Regions from separate parts of the Homo sapiens genome. Here region 2 is linked to region 1. A link is a loop called in an ENCODE intact Hi-C map of the cell type or tissue named here. Cell type or tissue: gastrocnemius medialis. All regions are shown on one strand. Links, peaks and the distances in the headings refer to the core of each region. The heading gives the core; the rest is flanking DNA. Region 1 overlaps SIK3 (SIK family kinase 3). Region 2 overlaps SIK3 (SIK family kinase 3).

The links. A loop is a pair of places that touch in the nucleus more often than their neighbours do. Peaks named below come from ENCODE experiments on the same cell type or tissue, not always from the same donor. Only the 100,000 strongest peaks of a DNase experiment are listed, where the experiment ranks them.
Region 2: it touches region 1 in a loop (2.5-fold over the local background); 2 of 110 quality-filtered maps call a loop at or near these places.

What each region holds. Positions count from the first base shown.
Region 1 is chr11:116,985,275-116,990,658 of GRCh38, forward strand. All of the region lies in intron 1 of SIK3 (SIK family kinase 3), which reads right to left. Among named protein-coding and RNA genes, the nearest start is that of SIK3, 110 kb to the right of the region's middle. In gastrocnemius medialis, for the core only: no CTCF peak of the experiment used is centred there; no DNase peak of the experiment used is centred there; H3K27ac peaks cover 1,963 bases.
Region 2 is chr11:117,042,969-117,048,352 of GRCh38, forward strand. The region is part of intron 1 of SIK3 (SIK family kinase 3); the gene reads right to left. Among named protein-coding and RNA genes, the nearest start is that of SIK3, 53 kb to the right of the region's middle. In gastrocnemius medialis, for the core only: no CTCF peak of the experiment used is centred there; a DNase peak (open chromatin) is centred at 2,433; H3K4me3 peaks cover 514 bases; H3K27ac peaks cover 2,059 bases.

The DNA.
Region 1 (5,384 bases), core at 197-5,196:
ATTTGGGAGGCAAAGTTACATTCTCTATGATGCTGGCTGTGGGTTTGTCAAAAAAACAAAAAAAGTTACATTCTCCAGTTTTAGGCAATGCAAGTCTAATCTACAGCACAGTTATGAGGTTTCCCATCTGAATAACAAGAATATTTATATAAATTCATTACAGCCTAGAAATTAGTTAATCTTACTAGTTGAGTTTGCGCTTGTAAATTAGCACTATGCTTACTTATCCATCTAGACATCAAAATGCTAGTCAGTGTAGAGGTACAGTATAATTCAATCTGTTTTGGTCTGCTTTATGTCAAACTGTTTTGGCCTCCATTTGTATCTTTGGAAATAACCTTCATGTATGTCAAATAAAAACAAACAAATAAGAAAACTTAAGCTTGCATGTATGATACTAAGAAAACTGGGTTTTTCTTTTTCTAAATTTCAATTTATTTAGGGCAATAATGAACACGAATCAAGAGAAGCCATTGTTTAGGGAAAATAAACACTTTGTAATATAGTCTTCTAGTACAGATTAGAAGTACAACTAATAACTGTTCAATAAATAGAATAATTACAAACAAAAAGGTCCTCATTTTTCCCTACATAGAAATTGAAGAATTTACTGACATGAACCTCAATCCAGTTATTTCAGATGCGGGCTATTGGAAGAAAATCAATTTATAATTTCAGATACCTCTATTAAGGTCACACAACCAGATCTGGGTTTCTACTGGGCTGTGGTAACTCACTTTATTTAGTGAAATGACCCATCAAGGGCATCAATCATTCTGGTGGCAAAAAAAAGTCAACATAATTGTGATATTTTAGACATATAGCGTTTACTTCAGCCCACTCTTCCTCCTTTCTCTGAAGAACAATTTCTAAAAATTATACTCTAAACTTCTGGTTTGTAGTGTCAGGCAGACACTCCCAATGCCATTAACAGTGCAGAAAAAGGAAAGAACACCTGGGCTTGGGGCAGCAGAGTGACACTGGCATCCTAACTCTGCAACTTAGTCTCTTACCTGTAATAACAACTACTTTAATAAGGTTGCTATAAAGATTACAACATAAAATGTAGCTGGCATAGAACAGATAACTAGTCATTATTAGCTGTTCTTGTTGTTGTTATTATTACCACTAATACTGTTAGTATTATTCTACTTTCCCTGATGAGTCTCTATCCCATTTCCTGGTAATTGCAAACATCTGTCACTTTATTTAAACCTCCTAACCAACCTGAGCCCCCTAACTTTCAACAGATGACTTAGCTTTGAGCTTAACAGAGAAAACAGACAAGAACTTCCTTTATGTATCTATACATTGTCATGCACCCAATCTTTCCTTTACTCTTTCTTCCCAGAAGCAGGTCTTTCCTCTAACCTCAGGCATGTAATAAGTACCAAGTAAGTGTTAGTCACTAGCTATTGTCATCATCCTCAAACACAAGGAATAGCAATTTCCAAACTGCATTACAGAAGACTGACTGATACTCTAATTTCGGGGTTGGCAACTACCAACACTCATGGATCATGAAGAGTGGCTACCAGTTTTACTGGATTACTCTCCTCTTCATGTTCAACATCCATTTAGCTGTCATAAAGAAGGTCAAGTTCTCAAGACAAAAATGAAAAAGCTAAACAAATACTGGCTCAAACTCATAGAAACAGAAAGCAGAATGGTGGTGCCAGAGGCTGGAGGGAAGGGGAAATGAGGAGTTGTTACTTAATGGGTACAGAGTTTCAGTTTTGCAAGATGAAAAGAGTCCTGGAGATTGATTGCACAACTATACAAGTGTACTTAACACTAGTGAACCGTACACTTAAAAATGGTTACAATGCTAAGTTTTATATTATGTGCATTTTACCACAAAACAAACAAACAAATTGGTACTAGCTCAGTGACACTCCAATATGACCCCTCACCAACCTCTGCCCTAACTTCATTTTCTGGAACTCTATTCAAATTAGGGTTAAAACTTGCCATTTCAATTTGTTCAAACAAATTCCTGGCCAGCATCTAAGAGAAATGTGTGTATTGTATGTCTTCATAAAAGATTAAAAAAAAAAAAAAAAACACAGAGAGCCTGTTTCTAAGGTATATTTTGGGGGTTAGGATTGAATAGATGTTCTGAGAGATAATGAGTACAACATCTACCTCCTTCAATCCAGCAGAAATAAATACAAAAATAACTCTTCAAGAGTACTACTCAAACTGCCAGTATTCTGACATCAGTAAACAAGATCCTTGGGGCAGAGGTATGGAAAAGAATAAACAGGTACTAGGAGAATGCCCTCTTAACACAACCTGCTTTCATGGAACTCACCACATGAAATCCATGTGGTAGGAAAAAATTTACTTGAGATGCAAATATTTATAAAAACTACGCTTTAGATAAAGACCATCTATTTTTAGGAGAGAAAATATGCAATAAAACTAGCACAGCAACAAACTAAAACACAGGGGGAGGAGGTAGTAGTAAACCACGTCCACCAGAATAAGAAACTATACTTTTGACTGTATTTTTAAACTGAAATATTCACTCTTTACCTCAAACTGTTGAAGAATCATTATGCAGAGAACACGGTAAGTTGAAACACATGCAAATACATGTGAACAAAGCTGTTTGGTTGTATTCACAGAACTTATGTGTGGTTTGGATGGTACAACTAGCACTAACTTCATGAGGTATGTAAAGGACGTTACCTCGACACAGCACCACGTACTGTGAGAAGTAGAAAGATCTTTGGAAATTTCTTATTCTAACCTAACCCCTTTGTTTCACAGATGATGAAACTAAAGCAAAGAGGGAGCAAGCAAAGCCTAAGTACAAAATAAAGAGATCCTGGTGCAGAAAAATGCAGTAACGCCTGTAATCTCAGCACTTTGGGAGGCCAAGGCAGGTGGATCACAAGGAGATTGAGACCATCCTGGCTAACACCATGAAACCCCGTCTCTACTAAAACTACAAAAAATTAGCCGGCACGGTGGCAGGCGCCTGTAGTCCCAGCTACTAGGGAGGCTAAGGCAGGAGAATGGCGTGAACCCGGGAGGCGGAGCTTGCAGTGAGCCGAGATGGCGCCACTGCACTCCAGCCCGGGCAACAGAGCGAGACTCTGACTCAAAAAAAAAGAAAAAAAGAAAAATGAAGTAACTTTCTAATGATAATTTTTAAAAGAACACATTCAGAATAGCCACAAAGTATCAGAAGAAACATTATAAGAGAAAAAACATTGGCCCAGCCAGTGGTGCTCACACCTATAATCCCAGCACTTTGGGATGCCGAGGCAGGTGAATTGCTTGAGCTCAGGAGTTTGAGACCAGCCTAGGCAACACAGCAAGACCCCATCTCTACAATAATAATAATTTAAAAATTAAAAAATTAGCCAAGCATATTAATGTGCACCTGTGGTCCCAGCTACTTGGGAGGCTGAGGTGGAAGGATTGCTTGAGTCTTTGGGGTTGAGCCTTCAGTGAGCCATGATCATGCCACTGCACTCCAGCCTAGGTAACAAAGCAAGACTCTTTCTCAATAAATAAATAATATATATATTACATATATATGTATAAATATAAATGTGTGAGAGTTTTATGGAGAGGAGTACAAAACTTCACTGAAAAATCTAAAAGAAGACAACATATGCCCTGTACATCAATGAACCTAAATACTGGAAGAAAAAACAAAACAAAACAAAAAAAAACCCTCAAGTCTCCCTTTCTGTCCCTACATAATCCACACTCTAGTCTGTCTCCCAAATAAGACTACAATAAGTAAAGGAGTATTCTCCTGTATTTGGTGGTAATAATGGCAAGAGAACACAGATGGAAAAAAACATGAGGATAAACCAGGAAAACATGTCTTACCCAAGCAGTTTAAACTTTAAATGCAGCTTTCTAGTCTATGATGCCCAGCCAGCAGCACCTTTCCTTCCACTTTTTTTTTTCCCCGCATGTTCGAATGTCTCTCAGATGATATGTGTTTCCAAGCAGTTCTCTATTCGCTTTTTAAATCAGTAAGGTCTTTTAAAATGCAAAGTCAACTTTGGAAACAATGTGGGCCAGCCAGAAACTAATTTAACATTGTAACTTTATAGCTCACCATACACTTATTTAAGGTCTGCACAACCTTGCAATTTAGTACTCTGCCACTCTGCCTCTTGAAAATAAGCAAAATGTTGCTGGCTCAACACAATAGAAACTATCGTTCTAAATCCCAAGAGCAAACAAGTAGAACCAGGTCAGTCCTCTGAGACCTCCAGTACCAAAAAGATACAGTATCAGTAAAATCCTAATAAAAATTATAAATTGAAACTAAAGGCAACCCAAGTTTTTTTTTTTCAATTAGTATACTAGAAGTAAAGAAGGGATTGGAAAAATTAAAATGAAAAATTAGACTTGACTGTGAGTTCCTATTACTGTGAGTAGTTACTGTGAATACCCTGACTGGGAGTTCCTATGACTTCCCACTACTGTGGACTTCCAAATTAAAAATATCAGGCAGATTTTGACACATGAAGTAAGATGTGGTTGGGCAATTAACAAGAGTAAATTTTTAAGTTAAGCAGATAGTTTCTGAAAGTTTAACTTGAAAAGGTAACTAAAAACACACATAGGATTTTAGGTTCAAACACTACTACAAACTGGGAAGTAAAAGCAATTGAAATTTCAAGTCTAATAGAACAATTTCTGTGTCTCAATCTTTTATTATATAGGATCCAAGGCAGCTGAAATTTAAATTTCAGTCTGAAAACAGTGGCAAAAGACCTTTTCTTCTCACTCAGAAAAAAATAAGCTTGGAACAGTAGACCTTCTGTGAGAAGGCAGCAGGCCATTCTGTATTTCAGCGGGGTCGTCATATAAAGAAAAGGCTATGACTGAACACATGAACTATGCAACTTCTTGGCAGCAATACATGTACTTACCAATACCAATCACTGTTGTGATCCCGCCTAGCCAACTACCAGCAAGTCTGCACTAAGTCTACAATTCAAAGGTGAGAACTTTCCTGAATAAAACCACTGTGGAGGCCAAGAGTGTCTAGACCTGAGGAGGAGTAGACCTGCCAACATCAGAGCACTCCCCAGTTCAAAGAATGAACTTCTTTTTCCCTTTGAGAGATAGAGATAATGCTGTGAATGGGGCCAAAGGTCAGGAGGCTTACCAAAACTGGGTATAACCTACATACATTAACGAGTCAAGCAACAAATCTGAACTCAGAATACGTGGTCTAATACCTTAGTATAACAGTGCAAATTACTTTATTGGCAGTATATTGAAAGTAAATTTTTTAAAAAAAGAAAACATTAATAGGCCACTACTCACTCGATCACTCTTCCCAGACACAAGTATCTCCAACCAGACAGCAATAACTTCCACATTCGTACCTCCAGGCTTCG
Region 2 (5,384 bases), core at 174-5,173, 58 kb after region 1:
AACCAATAAAATCAAAAGCTACTGTCAGCAAGCTGCGTTTATATACCTCTTAAATCAGTAAATCTTTTTTCTTCTTTTAAAACCAAGATATGCCCACAAGAGTTCCCAAAACAGCTTCCATATTAAAATTATAAATTATTGACTTGATGAGCTTCTCTAACCTGTGAAGTTGGAGAAACAGTAGTTTTTGATTCAGCAAAGGGCATTCCCACCATCCCTCCGAACGTGCCATGAAACAACTCAATAGACTAAAGATGGGGAAAGCTTAATGACTGAAATAAAAATAGATAAAAAAGGAAACAGAGTAGTTTCTACACTGCAATTCACTTCTACTTTTTCCATCTCAACATTAAAACATATATATCATCTAAACAAAAACTCATTACCACATAAAAATAAGGTGGAAGTTCAGTCTTCAGCCTGGATACTTACACTGCAGTCTCCCCACTCAATGAGGCTTAAGAGGCTTAAGCAAAGTTTTAAAAAAATACTGAAATCCATCTGATATTCAACACATGTAACTAAACAGTACAAGCACTACCATTTTACAAAACCAATTCTAGATGACATATTCATAGGAGTTTCCAAAAAATGCCTGAACTCTTCATAATCCTGCTAAATATATTAACCATGCCTCAACATTGCGTGACTATAACAAAGCTTAGCTTCTGTATCATATCACTACTAAAATCAACATTCAACTGAACTGTTCAGCCATAGGGTTTCATGTCTAATTAATTATTTAACCATATCTAGGCCTCCAAATCTAATTTATCTTTTCCCTGGTTCTGAACCTCAGTTACATTTTACAATCTCACTTTAGTTACTTTCTGTCAGCCATCTCAAATCCTGTGTGAAACAAAACACAGTATAAACGATGTTTTATTCACCTTTATGCCATTAACATTTAGTGCAGTACCTGGCACACAAGTTCTTAATTCATGTTTAACTGGCTTGAAGGCTACTGCCCCAGTATAGTTCTGACTCAATAAAAACTTATGTCAAATGACCATAGCAAATATTAGTAATGTTCGTTTTGAGATGGATCAGAAGCCTCATTCCCTGAATCGATGTTCCTGATGATGATTTTGTCAATAAGCAAAGGAATGTAAAAGACTACTTTTAAAACTATTCTATTTCTTGAATCTTTTCAAAGGAAACAAATTTATCATTTCATGTTTACATAATAAATATTAAAATGCAAGTGAATGAAACAAATTTCCAAATTATAACTCCAATACCATTATTTTTACTTACTTTTTAATTTTCACTTTCTAAACTTTCTGGGGGACAGGTGATAAAGAAAACTATGCTTCTAAAAAAGTTTAGTACTTATAAAAACCCATCTCAGTGATCATAGCAGACTTATACTTTTCTTATTCTATACACAGCAAGGTATAGTATCTCTAAACTATAATTCCTGCTTAGACAAGATTAAGAGTCCCAGTGACTAAATTTTAATTATGATTCATTTAGACAAGCCAAGACATACAACTAGACAAAAAGTAAACTGCTGACTTAAGAGATTTAATAATACAAAAACACAATAAAGCCTGCCAGGAAACAGTATTTCCCTCCTCGGCTTTAAATAGCACCAAGCCTGGTCACTTTAACAGACCTCTTCACCCCACATTTTGTATCACCAAGAAAAAAAAAAAAAGTTAAAAACTTGAGGGCCCAGTCCAGGTTTTCTACCTAAAAAAGGCAAATCATCAGCCTTTGGGCAACATAGGGAGACCCCGTCTTTATAAAAAGTAAAAAAAGAAATTAGCCAGAAGTGGTGGTATACGCTTGTTGTCCCAGCTACTCACAGGTGAGGCAGGAGGATCACTTGAGCACAGGAGTTCGAGGCTGCAGTGAGCTAGGATTGCGTCACTGCACTCCAGCCTGGGCAACAGAGCAAGACCCCCATTTCTAAAAAACAACATGGCAAATCAGTCAAACTATCCGATACTAAGGCTAATAAATAATTGGTAATAACATCGGCAAATCAGCCATAGAATTTCCTCAGTTATCTTTCTTGGCTTCAAACAATGGGGACCATATTTAAGAACACACATAGGAGATAAAGACTGGTTAGATAGATGATATTTGCAGATGTTAAACCATCACAAGCTAATTTCACTCATTTCAACATTGCTCTTCCCCTTCACCTCCAAAGCACAAGACAGAATCAGTCTTCTATTCTAAGAATTGTTTAGAGAGGATTTGTCAATATATAACCAAATATCTGCTTAGTGACGGGAAAAACCTCTGTTCGCCAGCCAAAGGACTTGTGAGAATGAGAGCTACATGTGGCTTCTCCCCTCTCTGGCCTCCTAATTCCACATCAGTTTGTAGTTATTCTTGTACTACAAGAGTATCAGTTTCAGAATGTAAGCCTCATAAGCTCCCAGGAAAGCCATTCTAGTGGAACTGTTCCAGAGTTTCACTTTAGCTCCATAAGGAACCTAAGAAGCCCCGCCCATAAGAGTGAACGGTAATTGCTCCGTTGGTTTCCACCTCTGACCTATAAAGACCAAAGCCTGAGCTGTCTGTAATCCATAAGCCATTTTAATATTCTGCTAGAACACTGCAAAAATGTGGTTTTCACTAGAGGCACTGGCATGAAGCTGAAATTGGTATTCTCGCTTACTAATCCTGTGTAGTATTTGTTCTAATTCTCAAAAGTAGAGGAAATTCTCTTTTTAAATAAAAAGGGCAGTGGTGAGACCCACAACACTTACGACAAGCCATATAACAGACTGTCCTAATCACACTTAGATAAATAATTAGTAAGCTACTCTTCTCCGCATATTACAGTAAGTAATCTACTCCATTATTTTGGCATCTGTTTCTTAAAATCTGCTGCACCTATCCCTTCTAAAACGCATATACTGTGTAAAAATGTATGAACTCTAAACTTCACAGGTAGAAAATCATCCAGTTTAAACTTTTTTTATATGAGGAAACTAGAGTTCAAATGCGTTAAATGATTTAGCCAAGGTCATACGTTCTGTGGCAGACTCAGGATGAGAATTAGGGTGTCCTGACTTCCAGTCTAATGTTTTTTATGATCACATCAACTAGACAATGAGAGAAAGCCCTACCATTCATTGGTGGTAAGTGCAGTGGGCACTGTTCCTATCCATCTGTCTTTCACAATATACAATTCCTCACTGTTCTGCACAATAGCCTATGTGGTAACACAGCACATATGAGCTAAACTACCACTCAAGGGTCATTTTAACAAGCATGACACAACACTGAGGCACAATGCCCATGTTAAGCAAACAGCAAAATACCATGACACAATTAAGGCTTTATTTAAGCCAAACCATGTATCTATGCCCCTGCTTCACCATTTAACTAACAAGCATCTTGAGGGCAAAAATTATTTCTTCTTGATCTCTATATCCTTTGCGGCACTATTCAAAAGTTTTGCTCACATACCTGCTAAAACAAATTTAATGGGGGGAAAAAGGTGTCTCCTTGAATATTCTTAGGTTGACATCTAAAATTTTCATTACAAGTTTTAATCACTGCAAAGGTTATATTTTCATTTATATATCAATCTATGTCTATTTAGAACTGACACCTAAAAACACTATTATATTGCTAATTTTAAAGCTATTAAACCTACTATATTGGTGAGGCAAAGTGGCTCACGCCCATAATCCCAGCACTTTGGGAGGTGGAAGGAGGTGGATCACTTGGGCCAAGGAGTTCAAGACCAGCCTGAGCCACATGGCAAAACCCCGTCTCTACAAAAAAATACAAAAATTAGTCACACACGGTGGTACTCGCCTGTAGTCCCAGCTGCTCAGGAGGCTGAGGTGGGAGGATTGCTTTAGCCTGGGAGGCAGAGGCTGCAGTGAGCCAAAATCGCACCACTGCACTCCAGCCTGGGCAACAGAGCAAGACCCTGTCTTAAAAACAAACAAACAAACAAAAAACCCTACTGTATCACTAATTCCAATAAAATCTAAACACCTGGGCAATCTGATATCCCCCATCCTATATTTTAAAACTGTAACAGAATCTTTTTTTCCTATATAAAATGCTATGCCATTTATCGGTCTCCCTGAAACTGTATTTCTATTCTGCTTCTTCCACAGTATTTAATATAACTTTTATCATACTTTCCTTAATGAAAACATGTATATTATTGTTTATTTATGTTGGATTGTGGTATGGTTACTATTATAGTAAAACACAATCGATGAAGACAATGCAAATGTTACAAATTTTGAGAACTAAACATAAAAAGTAATTTCCTTTTTTGGAGATGCATCTCTTAATAAGATGTATGGAGGAAGATACCTTGATAAAAGGAAGTTTCACACGTGACACTAGTGTTTTGACTATCCCTTTGTTAGAATCCTGGAGGATTTTATACCTCATAGAAAGGTACAATGGTGAGATTCAAGATGGGTGAAAGGTATGGCTGTCTTCTGTTAATCATAAGAAGGCACAGGGCTAAAGGGAGGGTAGGGAAGGTGGACTAGCATTATATCAGTGTTGCCTTCAAACAAGTCAATTTCAGGAAAGAGTATAAATAAAATATAGAGAATCTGGAAATTTATTCTCTTAAAACAGTCCAAGCCTAGATATTCTTAGACATGTCCTCCAGTTTGAGATCATGGTTCTAAAGCACCAGACTTGGTTCATTTATCGGAACTCAGTAAATACTTGTTGCATTAAAATAGTTCAGGGCCAGATGTGGTGGCTCATGCCTGTAATCCCAGCACTTCGGAGGCCGAGGTGAGAGGACTGCTTGAGCCCAGGAGTTTGAGACCAGCCTGGGCAACATAGTGAGACCTCATATTTACTTATATAAAAAATAGTAACAATATAAATTAAATGAAATTAAATTGTTTATGAAAAAATGTTATTCAATGAGAACATCTAGATCGTACTGATTTTTTTCTAATCAAATGATAAAGTCTGTTGTGAGGATGAAGCAAGATGGTGAATGTAAAACACTGAGAACAATGCCTGACAGCCTCAGTGTGTCCTACCTGCCATTCATCTTAATATTAGTATTCTTAGGCAAATCTTATTCTTTCTCTCCATCTCCCCTACATTTATTTAAATAAGACTAAGGTCTTATTCAGACATGGAAATACGATTTATTTCTAAAACCTTAAATATAGTTCACTCTGCTAAGGAATAATGGTTCAGAATGACCATCTATACTTCATCTTGGTACTATTTTTTATACATACTATGACTTTCACATCACAAGCATACAGGTTAACTTGAGAAAAACCAGAAAGCTATTTATGCAAATAATGGCAAAAATAAGTAGGCCATTGGTGAAAATCATATTTTTGACACTTAGATGAAACCCCAGATTTATTTACCTTTAAAAAGTTAATGAAATACATTTAATTATACAGACA